Regions from separate parts of the Homo sapiens genome. Here region 1 is linked to region 2. Evidence: chromatin loops called from intact Hi-C (ENCODE). Cell type or tissue: GM12878. All regions are shown on one strand. Links, peaks and the distances in the headings refer to the core of each region. The heading gives the core; the rest is flanking DNA. Region 1 overlaps MXRA7 (matrix remodeling associated 7). Region 2 overlaps ST6GALNAC2 (ST6 N-acetylgalactosaminide alpha-2,6-sialyltransferase 2).

Region 1 (8,053 bases), core at 2,428-4,927, 130 kb before region 2:
CTTGCCCCCGTGAGCAGATGTAAAGTCCCCCGCCTGCCGCCCGCCCACTCTCTCTCTCTCTCCAGTGTATCATCACGTTTGGCTTTCTTCATAGCACTTCATCCGGTCTGAGGTCATCTTTTATTTCAGTGTGGCTTGTCTGCCGCAGTGGAACGCCTGTTCCGGAGAGCAGGGCCCTTGCCCGCCACATCCCAGCTCCTGCAACAGGCCCGCACGCAGTAGGCACCTGTTGAATAAATACGCCACAATGCCACAAAAAGAAAGAACAGAAATCGCTGTGGGCTCCTGCCTAGAGGCAGGTCCTGTCTCTTTGTCTCCCACCTGGGGCAGCAGGAAGGTATCTTGTTTCTGTCCCTGCCCAGGCCTGTAGCCCAGCGCCCTGCACAGCCGCCTGCAGTTCTTGCCCTCGTGCTGTTATGTTATGCCCCAGAGAGGAAGACTGCTCTGTAAGGTAGTGAGTTTCCTGTGCCAGAAGCGTTCAGACAGAGACGGGATACCAGCAGTTCATCCAAGTTTCCATCAGCGACTGTTTTTCCTTAGGCGGAAGCCACACTAGATCAGTGGTTTTCTAACATTTTCTAAAACACTGGATCCTGGCTGTGTCCGGTGGCTCACGCCTGTAATCCCAGCACTTTGGGAGGCTGAGGCGAGCAGATCACCTGAGGTCAGGAGTTCGAGACCAGCCTGGCCAACGTGGCAAAACCCAGTCTGTACTAAAAATACAAAAAGCCAGGTGTGGTGGCGCATGCCTGTAATCCCTACTTGGGACTAATCAGCTACTTGGGAGGCTGAGGCAGGAGAATCGCTTGAACCCAGGAGGTGGAGGTTGCAGTGAGCCGAGATTGTGCCACTGCACTCCAACCTGGGTGACAGAGTGAGACCCAGTCTCAAAAGTAAATAAATAAAAAATGATAATAATAAAACACTGGATCCCTTCTTGCCTCTTCAGTGTCTTATGGAAGCCCAGGACATAAAGCAAAAACAGAGCTGCTCTGGGTGGCAGTCTAGGCCCCTTTTACTCTGTCCCCTCCTCCTTGCAGCAGTCTCTGCAAACCTAGGGTAGAATTAAAGGGCCTCCAAATCAGGTCCTATGACCCTGGGGGACCCCTGCCCAGACAGAGGAAGGAGAGGGGTGTGTGCAGAGGTGAATGTGGAAGGACAGATCACATTCCTGAGGCCATGGTGCAAAGAGCACCCCAAGTCCCAGCCCACCACCCCTACCCAGTGGCACCCTCGGTTCTTAGCCATCGAGGAGAGAGACCTCACCCAATCTGATGGCAGGAGAATCTGGAAGTAGAACTTGGAGAAACAGAGATTATTGAAATTGAACAAGGTCAGGCAATGTAGGCAGGTGGCATGGGTTTTGAGCAGGAAACACATTATGAAGTTGGCATTTGAAGATGTTCTTAAAGCTGGATGAGGGCTGGGTGTGGTGGCTTCTGCCTGTAATCCCAGCACTTTGGGAAGTTGAGGCAGGAGAATGGCTTGACCCCAGGAGTTTGAGACCACTCTGAGCAACATAGTGAGACCCAATCTCTACAAAAAATAAGAAAACTAGCTGGGTGTTGTGGCACACTCCTGTGATCCCAGCTACTTAGGAGGCTGAGGGGGGAGGGTTGCTTAAGCCCAGGGAGGTTGAGGCTGCAGTGAGCCATGATTGCACCACTGCACTCCAGCCTGGGCTACAGAATGAGTCCGTCTCCCCAAAAAGGATGAATTGGAGGAGAGCAGATGTAGGTGCCACCTGAAGGCATTGAATGGTTGTAGCAGGAGAACAAAGGGGTGAAGCCAGAAGCCTGTTGGAGTGAAGGGGAGACTCTAGAATTCAGAATAGAAAGGAAGTCAGGGCTGGGCGCGGTGACTCACGCCTGTAATCCCAGCACTTTGGGAGGCTGAGGTGGGCGGATCACTTGAAGTCAGGAGTTCAAGACCAGCCTGGCCAACATGGTGAAACCCTGTCTACTAAAAATACAAAAATTAGCCGGGGATGCTGGCATGCACATGTAATTCCAGCTACTCGGGAGGCTGAGGCAGAAGAATCTCTTGAACCCGGGAGGCGGAGGTTGCAGTGAGCAGAGATCCCACCATTGCATCCCAGCCTGGGCAACAGAGCAAGACTCTTATCTCAAAAAAAAAAAAAAAAAAAAAAAAAAACAGAAAGGAAGGAAGTCAGGTTGGAATCAACATTCCCAGGCCATGTTAAGGTGTCAGAGATGCTGTGGCTGCCAAGAAAAACTGGACAAGTGAGAGGGGGACAGTTTGAGACTTGGGTTACTAGGTTCTGGACAGAAGTTCCTGGGACATGCCTCATCCAGTTGCAAATACGGATTTAGAGAGTGGAGCCTGCGTGTCCCCAGCCTGGAGCTGTAGTTTGGAGGGGGAGATGGCTGAGTTGTTTTGCCGGGTATGGAGGAACAGAGGTGACCCCTGCCCCAGCCTGCCCTCCCTGCCCACCACCAAGCCCCCGGAGCTGGCGCCAGCTGGGCTTTGCTGCTCCCCCCCCGCCCATTGCAAAAGATGAGCAGCTGATTGGCTAATGGAGTCCTTCTGGAAGGAGTGAGAGCATTGTCAGGCACTGTGGAGGCAGCCCTGGGCCCGGCCCATTCTGGGGTTGGGGGGCCTGGGCAGGCCCCTTGTCGCCTTCCTGTTATCTCCATCCTTGCCTGCTGCAGGCAGGGGAGGGACAGGTGTCCCCTTGGGAGTTAGGAACGGCCTGCCTCCTGGAGCCGCTGTCCTCTAAAGTCATTCTGGATTAGCCAGTGGGATTGGTGCAGTCACAGCATGCGGCAGCTCTGGTGGCCACAGGGCCACAAGAGACCTTCTTTGCACTGCCCCACAGCAGAACCATCTCCTTGGGCAGCAGACACGCAGGCAGAAATCTGTCTCTATCACTCTCTCTCCCTCTGTTAGTGTTCTCTCTCTCTCCCCTCCCCCCGCCTTATCTATCCCTCTCTTCTCTCCCCTCCCCTCTCTCCCTCTCCCGACTTCAGCACTTTGCATCACGCTTGAATTAGCTTGAATCAGCCAGGGCAGCCATAAATGGCAGCGTGCAGCCTGCAGGGCGTGAGCTTGGTTCACTGTGTCTCCCAGCTACTGCAGCCTGGCCGGGCCCCTCAGCTTGGCCTCCGGGGCACCCTGGTCCTAGGCTCCTAGCACTGGGGAGGCTGTCAGGAGGCACGTCCCGTTTGCCTTCCCCCTCCCGCCTCCACCTCCTCCATTGGAGGGAAAAGCTGAATTAGAAAATTATCCCAGAACATGACATTAAAATGTGGTCTCTATTCAGTCATAAAATGCTGAGACTCTGATCAGTGAAGTGATGGAGCTTGGGCTCAGCCCAGCCTGCCCTGGGGACCAGCCAGGGTGACGCCAGCTGCCTGTCTCAATTCACTGTTTCCATGAAATTGATTGACTTTCATCAGAAACATGATGTATTCATTTGCCAGGGCTGCTATAACAAAACACCACAGACCGGGCACCTTCAGCAACAGACGTTTCTTTTCCCAGAGTTCTGCAGACTGGAGGGCCAAGTTCAGGGTGTCCGCAGGTTCGGGTCCTCCTAAGCCCTGTCTCGCTGGCTTGCAGTTGGCCGCCTTCTCCGCCTCCTCACATGGTCTTTCCTCTGTGCACTCACAACTCTCATGTCTCTGTGTGTGTCCGAGTTTCCTCTTATAAGGACAGCAGTCCTTGGGTTAGGGCCCACCCTAATGGCTTCATTTTAACTTAATCACCTCTTTAAAGGCCCTGTTTCCAAATAGAGTCAGGCTGAGAGGTAGTTGGGGCCAAGGCTTCAGCATATGAATTGGGGCGTGGAACACAGTTCAGCCCATGAGCCGAGTAGCCTGAACACTCCTGGGACCAAGGGCATGGACAGGAACTCCGCGGTGATGATGGCCTTGGGTGAGGTTTGAGTCAGCGCTCGAGCAGCTGCTCTGTTCCGTTTCCTTTGAGACCTCAGGAAGAATCAGCTGCGTACTCTGTTGGGTTCGTGCCGCCTCCAGGAAATGATCCTGGTCGCACCCACCATGGCACAGCTGCCTGATGGTGGGGAGGACTCAGACCATGAGACCCTGGAGAGATTGCCTTTGGCTGGCCGCACCTTCACGGATTCATTCAACGCTGAGCTGAAGGCCAGGTGCCTTTAGCATCGCAGTTTGGGCCTTTATCATCTCTCCCCTGAGCTCTGTACCCTCTTCTCATAGTTCCTCCTGCCTCTTCTCTTGCCCCATTGCAATCCTCCCACCTCAGCCTCCCAAGTGCAGCTCTCACTCTGTTTGTCCGTGTTTATTTTTTTCGTTTAAAAAATTTGTATTGACACCTGTTTATTTTTTATTTTTATTTATTTTTTTAGAGGCAGGGTCTCCCACTGTCACTCAGTTGGAGTACAGTAACATCATCATAGCTCACTGCAGCCTCAAACTCCTGGACTCAAGCGATCCTCCCACCTCAGCCTCCGAAGTATCTGGGGCTACAAGCACATGCCACCACCCCCGGCTAATTTGTTAATTTTTTATAGAGATGGGGGTCTCACTTCATTGCCCAGGTTGGTCTCAAACCCCTGGCATCAAGCAGCCCTCCCACCATGGCCTCCCAAAGTACTGGCATTACAGGTGTGAGCCACCGCGCCCAGCCTTGTTTATCCCTGTTTGAAAGTTTCAGGTGGCTTCTCACTTCCTGAGGAATGAAACCAAACGCTTTAGTGTCCTGTATATGATCTCTGTGGTTGCAGACCCTGCATTTCTGCACACTGTTTCTTTCTTTCTTTTTTTCTTTTTGAGATAGAGTCACGCTCTGTCACCCAGGCTGGAGTGCAGTGGTGCGATCTCGGCTTACTGCAACCTCCGCCTCCTGGGTTCAAGAGATTCTCCTCCCTCAGCCTCCCAAGTAGCTGGGATTACAGGCACCCGCCACCACACCTAGCTAATTTTTGTATTTTTTTAGTAGAGAGGGGGTCTCACCGTGTTGGCCAAGCTGGTCTTGAACTCCTGGCCTCAAATGATCCACCTGCCTTAACCTCCCAAAGTGCTGGGATTACAGGCATAAGCCACAACACCCAGCCTCTGCACACTATTTCTGACTGTGTCACACCCACCCTGCAATCATACCCAAGTCTGTAGAGCCACTGGAAGAGCCGAGGTGTTCCGTGCCTCCATGCCTTTACATGGGCTGTGCACTCTGCCCAGATGCCCTTCTCTCTACATCTGCCTGGCAAGCCCATCTCGGACCCAGCGTGGCTTTCTCATCCACTCTGAGGCCTTCTTTGCTCCCTGCAGACACAGCTGAGCTCCCTTTCCTCCAGGCCCCCACCGTGCACACTCCTGAAAACATAGCTGCAAATTTGATTGTGCCAAAGCGGAAGGAAAGATGGGCGTGCTATGAGGGAGGCACGAAGGTAAAATCCTTAGTGCCAGCTCTCTGTTGAGCACAGCCTTAGACGATGGAGCTCTGGTATTTCGCACAAGGTTTTGCTTTATCCCTTCCCATCCCGTTGCACACACACACACACACACACACACCTGAAGCTAAAGAGCCACCCCTTGCAGAAGGGTTTGTGTCTTTGTCTCCATTGCACTGTGTCTGAAACCGGCACTTCTTACTACTGGAGTCAGCACTTTCACTTTTCTGTTGTGTCCACACTTTTATAAAATCAGGGCAAAATGCAGTCAACACTGGTGGTTTTATTGTTTTATTTTGTTTTGTTTTGTTTTTGAGACGGAGTTTCGCTCTTGTTGCCCAGGCTGGAGTGCAATGGCTTGATCTTGGCTCACTGCAACCCCCACCTCCCGGGTTCAAGCGATTCTCCTGACTCAGCCTCCCAAGTAGCTGGGATTACAGGTGCCTGCCACCATGCCCAGCTAATTTTTTTTATTTTTTAGTAGACCCAGGGTTTCACTATGTTGTCCAGGCTGGTCTCGAACTGCTGACCTCAGGTGATCCACCCACCTCAGCCTCCCAAAGTGCTGGGATTACAGGCCCCCGGCCCCCGTTATTTTTTAAAAAAGTAAAACACCACAGCCAGAAGCAGGGAGGCTGAGGCAGGCAGATCCCTTGGGCCCAGGAGTTCAAGCCCAGCCTGGGCAACATGGCAAAACCTCATCTATACCAAAAATACACAAATTAGCCAAGCCTCGTGGCCCATGTCTGTAGTCCCAGGTACTAGGGAAGCTGTGGTAGGAGGATTGACGGAGCCTGGAAGGGCAAGGATGCAGTGAGCCGAGATCGCATCACTCTACCAACAGCCTGGGTGACAGTAAGACCCTGTCTCAATAATAACAATAATAATAATTGGAATTCATTCAATTATTATTAGTATATTCTTTAAAAGCCTAACAAGTTACCCAGATAAAAGTGAGGATGTTATTTCCAGTAGAAGCCCAGGTGTGAGGCCCTGGGATGCCTCTATGAGGTGCAGTTTGATAACCACTCAAAAAAACATTCCATGGCTATCCAACCCTTGACTTCAGCAGAGCTGAGATTTGATGCAGGCAAATTTGAGATGTTCTTGGCCTGCAAAGTCTGAGTGTGGTGAGTGGTGGACAGGAGAGGTGTCAGTGGATGGCGGACACCGTGGTCCAGGGGCTGTGGGAGTTGGAATGGAGCGGTTCTCAGGCAGGGAAAGGCAGGGTGGAATGGCCTCAGGACAAGCACATGGTAGGGGAGGGGGCTCTCCAACGAGTCTCTCCACCCGGGCCCACTCTAGGCAGCTCACTGCTCTGGTCCCAGAGGGTCCTTGTCCCCCAAGCAGAAATTGGGCTCCTGGGCCTATGCCCCCGCCCATCCAGATAAGTAGATGGAAGGGGGAGGGTTTGACCGCCCCAACTGGGGCCACGGGATTCAAGGGACAACTTCCAAAAGAACAGGGGATTTCTGCACAGACAACAAAATAAATGGCCAATTGAGCAGTGTTTTCAAGCTTTTTTTAATTAGGTGTCACAATAAGAAAGAAATTTTAAATTACATCCTGTATATAAAGTCACACAGCTACACCAGAAGTTTTTTGTTGTGTTGTTGTTTTGTTTTCTTTTGTTTGAGACAGGCTTTCACTCTTTCACCTAGGCTGGAGTGTAGTGGTGTGATCTCGGCTCACTGCAGCCTTGACCTCCTGGGCTCAAGTGATCCTCCCACCTCAGCCTCAGCTGGGACTACAGGCACATCCCACCATGCCCAGCTAATTTTTGTAATTTTTTTGTAGAAATGAGGTTTGACATGTTGCCCAGGGCGGTCTCAAACTCCTGGGCTCAAGCAGTCCACTTGCCTCAGCCTCCCAAAGTGCTGGGATTACAGGCGTGAGCCACCTCACCTGGCCCCAGAAGTTTTATAAACCAGTATCTAACTCTACCACACACAAAACACTGTTTGTCTTTAATTTCTTTTTCTTTTTTTTTTTTTTTTTTGAGACAGATCTCAAAAAAAAATCCAGTCTGTTGCCCAGGCTGGATTGCAGTGGCGTGATCTCAGCTCATTGCAACTTCCGCCTCCCAGGGTCCAACGATTCTCCTGCCTCAGCCTCCCAAGTAGCTGAAGCAGTCGTGCACCACCACACCCAACTAATTTTTGTATTTTTAGTAGAGACGGGATTTCCCCATGTTGGCCAGACTGGTCTCGAACTAATGACCTCGTGATCCATCCGCCTCGGCCTCCCAAAGTGCTGGGATTACAGGCATGAGCCACCGCGCCCAGCCTTGTCTTTTATTTCATTCTGGGATACAGGGGTGTCCCCAGAGTCTTAGTGCAGTTTTAATAAATAACTTCAGATGTTTAAATGTACAAACCTACAAAACATCAGTTGAATATTTACTTATTTAAATTTCTTTTCCACTTAGTTTCCTGACAGTCAAGTGCTAGATTTTTTCATTTTAATTCTCCGCATGTGCTAGTGTCTGGAGGGACAGGCAGGCAAAGGACCCCTTTCCTGGGCTGAATTGACCTCCCTTGAGGTCACGTGTGCACAAAATCCAGTTCTTTGGAACCTGGTGAAGCTGGAATCACCAGTGCAATCTTTTCCCGTCACTGACCAACAGTCGATAAAAGGTTTTTCGAAGTTTGAACAACTAGA
Region 2 (4,901 bases), core at 2,402-4,901:
CCCTTTTACACACCCACCCACATCCAGTCAGCGCCCTCGCACGAGCCCCACGCACTGACCGATAACCAGAGCTCCACTGTCCCGAGTGCTGTGTGCAAAGCACTGTCACTTCATTTACTGTTTTATTTAGCACCTTGATAGAGGGAGGGTGATATATGTCAGTCACCAGGAAATGGACAGGAAACTCAGGATAACTCAAGGAGGTTTATACAAAGGCACAGACTGGGAGCTGGGACCATAAGGTGCACAGCAGCAGTGGCGCCGTCAGCAGCAGGGCATCAGAACCTTCAGGCCCAAACACAGCCAACACAAGGTGCCGGAAGGAACCCGGGGACCAGCCTCAACCCCCTTCCCTCCCTCCTGCCAGGGGTTCTCAATGTGGATGTGCATATGGTCCTCGTCTGGGGTTGTCACAAGGGTGGTGGCGGCAAGTGCCATCAGTGGGTAGAGGCCAGGGATGCTGCTGAACATCACAAGAAGCACCTGGCCCCAAGTGTCAACAGCACTGAGACTGAGAAACCCTGCTGTGGACCAGAGGCTCGAATCCCAGGGCAGGGAGCAGTTGGAGAGGGGTGTGTGGATGTGGGGAGGCAAATGAAGCCCCTCTAATTAGTCCCGTGCTACAGAGGAAGACAGGCTCTGAGAGGTCAGGTGATCGGCCTGGCACAGCTCGATGTGAACTCAGGCCTGAGGGCAGAGCCCGTGGTCACACCCTGGCCTCACTCTTGGACTGTGTGGGTCCGGTCACAGGGTCTGAGCTCCCTGTCCCTCACACGTGATTCCTACTTAATCAAGATGTGGAGTAGAGAGAAACTGCAGTCTCAGGCTAAATAAACAGGCCACCTATGCCCTTGGCAGTGTGGTTACTTAGTAGCTTGGGGTGAAAACAAGCTGTTGCCAAAAGGGGGAACCTGTGGTTCCTTTCTCACCACCCCCTCCCCCAACCTTACCTAAGGTCTCAAAGATCTTTGTATTTAGTCCACTTGGACCGAATAAAGAACTGACTGGAGTAGAAGGCCCTCAGTTTTTGAAGTTTTCCCACCTATTTGAATGTGTAGTTGTGAAGTGTGATGATAGCCATCAAGCTAGTGAGCTGAAATGTCTCTTTTTGCTTCCAGGTTCTTGAAATCAAAGTTGATTAACACACATTTTGGAGACCTATATATGCCTAGTACCGGGGCTCTCATGCTGCTGACAGCTTTGCATACCTGTGACCAGGTAAGAGGCCTTCTCTTCCAGAAGCCCATGCCGGCAGAACACAGGATAACAGAACCCAACAGGATCCCCTGATATCCCTTACCTCGGAGCTGGGACTCTTGGCCTCTGTTCGTGGAATCCCCAGTTCCAAGAGTGCTGCTGGTACTGCTCACTTCCTTGCCCACAACCCTGGGGCCTTTGAAGGACAGGTCCTGGGCCAGCCTTGCCTTGGCTCCGGACACCTGCCTCAGGCTTGCCTTGGCTCCTGACACCTGCCCCAGGCTTCCTTCTTTCACTCTTCTCCAAGGCAGCCACTCAGTATGGTATTTAAGGCTCAAATCATCAAACTGCCCTTGTGAAAGCCAAAGTCCTCAACATACTGGGCCAAATAGGGACATTCTTTTATGGGGACATCCTAGAGCTGGGGTAGGGCAGCAGGTTTAGCCTCCCACATGCAACTACTTTGAAATCACCGTTAAGAGTCATTCCTGATGGGATATGACCCACGTGAAGCTCATGGAGGCAGGGGCCAAGCAGCAGCTTTCAAGGAGAGGCCGTGACCCATGCTAAAGCTGGTATGGAGAGCTGGGGGCCAAATGCCTCTCCACGACTCACACCTAAATCTTTTCCCTCTTTTTTGAGACAGGGTCTCAACTCTGTCACCCAGGCTTAAGTGCAGTGGTGTGATGATCCTCCTGCCTCAGCTTCCCAAGTAGCTGGGTAGCTGGGATCACAGGCATGTACTGCCACGCCCAGCTCTTTTTTTTTTTTTTTACTTTTTGTAGAGACAGGGTCTTACCATGTTGCCCAGGCTGGTCTCAAACTTCCAAGCTCAAGTGATCCTCCCACCTCAGCTTCCCAGTGTTGGGATTACAGGCGTGAGCCACCACACAGGGCCTTTTCCTATTCTGATGCAGGAGTGTCTTGACTGCAGTCCCCAGTTAGGATGGAGAGAGTAGTAATGGGCTTTTGCCTCCACCCTTGAGTTCCAAATCCAGCTCTGGCAATCACCAGCTATGCCAAGTGGGGACACAGTGAGTCACCCCTGAATCCATCTCCCCACTTGCTAAGTGGGAATAAGCCCTAGACCATTATCCTCACCTCAGCAGACGGACACCTTTCTAAACTCATGTCACTTCACCCAAGTGTCTGTACACACTAGACGCTCAACAAATACTAATCCAGCGACTATCCTTGCCCAGGTCAGTGCCTATGGATTCATCACAAGCAACTACTGGAAATTTTCCGACCACTATTTCGAACGAAAAATGAAGCCATTGATATTTTATGCAAACCACGATCTGTCCCTGGAAGCTGCCCTGTGGAGGGACCTGCACAAGGCCGGCATCCTTCAGCTGTACCAGCGCTGACCCCAATGCACTGAGCCCTTTGCTTCTTCAAGAGTTGCGGCCCTGATCCTCTCAAGTGGCCAAAAGCTTTTTTAACTTTTCAATCTTCACCTTCCCTTGCCAACAGAGGGCACTGGGGTGAATTCAAGATTTTCATCGAGGTCTGTTCAATATAGGACACCCCAGCTTGTCCTTGGCTCATCCAAGAACTCTTCTGTATCTAAAACAATACATCTCAATCTTGGCCAAGGGAAAATGGACTGCTTTGCTGGATTGGCACTGAGCAACTTTAGGAAATGTCGGTGGAGTGTTCAGCAAGATCAGACAGCAGTCCAGGTCAAAGGCAAACACACACGCTCCAGCCCAAATCCTCCTGGTGGCACATCCTACCCCAGATGCTAAAGTGATTCAAGGACTCCAGGACACCTCTTAAGAGCCTTTCTAAGAACATGATAGGCTTACTTCTGCTCCATAATAAAGTGGGAGAAAAAAGCCAGAATATAACTTAAGACTAGATAACTGCGTACATGATGGACCATTTTTTTTTTTTTGGCTGGGTAGAGAAATCATATAAAACGCAGGCTGTTTAGCATGGAGATGACTCTCAGAACACTGGGAGGGTCTGGCACTTGATGGGGGTTAGTTGCTTGGCAGCCTGCCTGCCACTGAGGGAAGTCCCATTAGAGATGTATCACCACCTTGTCACCAACAGGATGATGTCACCAGGTAATAAACCTTCATCCTCATATCATGGCGTCAGTAAATTTGAACTCAGCTGACGGTAGTTTCCCAAGTTTATTGTAAGTGGTTTTAAGTTAAGTCTCATCCAAACAAGTTATCACACAGCACTTAACCAAGCCCTGGGATTTACTGTCTTGATGACTACACGGCTTTGCACAGTCTGAGATGCTTCAGTGTGCAAGGCAGCAGCTGGGGGGGAGGAGGGGGGTCTTCACAGGGACAGCTGGCAAGAGACTTCCTGAGGCACATCAGTTACGTTGGTCAATTTAGGGCACGGTCTGGTTCTGCAGCTTTGAAAGGTGGATTCTTTCTATTAGCACACTTTACAAGAGGGATTGTAAAGGATTAACTCAGTCACCAGAAACGAAACACCACTTCAGAAATTCAGAGACCTCTGATCAACAGAACAGACATTTGGGCTTTAACTGCTAAAGCAGCTACCTACTTGGGGAAACCATGGCATTCTGCTGCCTGGACAGCAGGAATTAAGAGAGATTTCAGAGTTACTGGCACGAGGACAAAGCCTCTCAGCTCGCTTCACCTTGGCAACCTTAAACAGTCCCTCCTTGGTCTCTATGATAGCAGTATGTTCCTTTGGATGGAATACTTGGTTTGGAAATAATGTAGTCAAATGTAGGATATGTAAGTACTCCTCAACAGTCACAATCCATCCTAGTATCTTAAATAGTGATTTTTTTTTTTTAATTTACAAAAGAGGTTTATTGGACTTACAGTTCTACATGGCTGGGAAGGCCTCACAATCATGGCGGAAGGTGAAAGCCACATCTCACATGGCAGCAGATAAGAGAAAAAAAGGTAGTGATCTTTTAGTAAAGAAACCTGAGACTGGTAGTGGGCTTGGAGCCAGAGGATCGCTTAAGTCCGGGAGTTCGAGACCAGCCAGGGTAACAAATTGAGACCCCCCCCCAACTTTAAAATTAAAAAACGAAAGAAAAAATAGCTGGGTGTGGTGGCTCACACCTGTAATCCTAGCACTTTGGGAGGCCAAGGCGGGTGGATTGCCTGAGCTCAGGAGTTTGAGACCAACCTGGGCAACATGGTTGAAACCCTGTCTCTACTAAAACAAAAAAAATCAGCCAGGTGTGGTAGCGTGCACCTGTAGTCCCAGTTACTTGGGAGGCTGAGGCACAAGAATTGCTTGAACCTGGGAGGTAGAGGTTGCAGAGATCATGCCACTGCACTCCCAGCCTGGGTGACAGAGCAAGACTGTCTCAAAAACAACAACAACAACAACAACAAAACAAAACAAAAAAAACCTCTCAAAAAAATGAAAAAAAATTTAAATTTAAATTAAAAAAAAAAATGCTGGGTCTGATGGCTCACACCTGTCATCTCAGCACTTTGGGAAGCTGAGGCAGGCAGATCACAAGGTCAGGAGATAGAGACCATCCTGGCCAACATGGTGAAACCCAGTCTCTACTAAAGAAGGTACGCGCCTGTAGTCCCAGCACTCAGGAGGCTGAGCCAGGAGAATTGCTTGAACCCGGGAGGTGGAGGTTGCAGTGAGCCAAGATTGTACCACTTCACTCCAGCCTGGCGACAGAGTGGAACTCCGTCTCAAAAAATAAAATAAAATAAAATAAAATAAAATAA

What was found. Peaks named below come from ENCODE experiments on the same cell type or tissue, not always from the same donor. Only the 100,000 strongest peaks of a DNase experiment are listed, where the experiment ranks them.
Region 1: a loop joins it to region 2, with 2.0 times the contacts of the local background. A loop is called at or near these places in 20 of 110 quality-filtered maps.

The regions. Positions count from the first base shown.
Region 1 is chr17:76,692,814-76,700,866 of GRCh38, reverse strand. The region is part of intron 1 of MXRA7 (matrix remodeling associated 7); the gene reads left to right. Among named protein-coding and RNA genes, the nearest start is that of MXRA7, 14 kb to the left of the region's middle. RefSeq lists enhancers at 1-226, 227-731, 2,054-2,606, 2,607-3,160, 3,161-3,714. In GM12878, for the core only: no CTCF peak of the experiment used is centred there; a DNase peak (open chromatin) is centred at 3,896.
Region 2 is chr17:76,563,770-76,568,670 of GRCh38, reverse strand. ST6GALNAC2 (ST6 N-acetylgalactosaminide alpha-2,6-sialyltransferase 2) reads left to right here. Exons shown (of 9, transcript NM_006456.3): 8 at 1,119-1,218; 9 at 2,400-3,294. The coding sequence ends at 2,567. It overlaps SNHG16 (small nucleolar RNA host gene 16), which reads right to left. Exons shown (of 3, transcript NR_038111.1): 3 at 3,323-4,901. Among named protein-coding and RNA genes, the nearest start is that of SNORD1A, 4.6 kb to the right of the region's middle. RefSeq lists enhancers at 912-1,412, 1,413-1,913. In GM12878, for the core only: no CTCF peak of the experiment used is centred there; no DNase peak of the experiment used is centred there.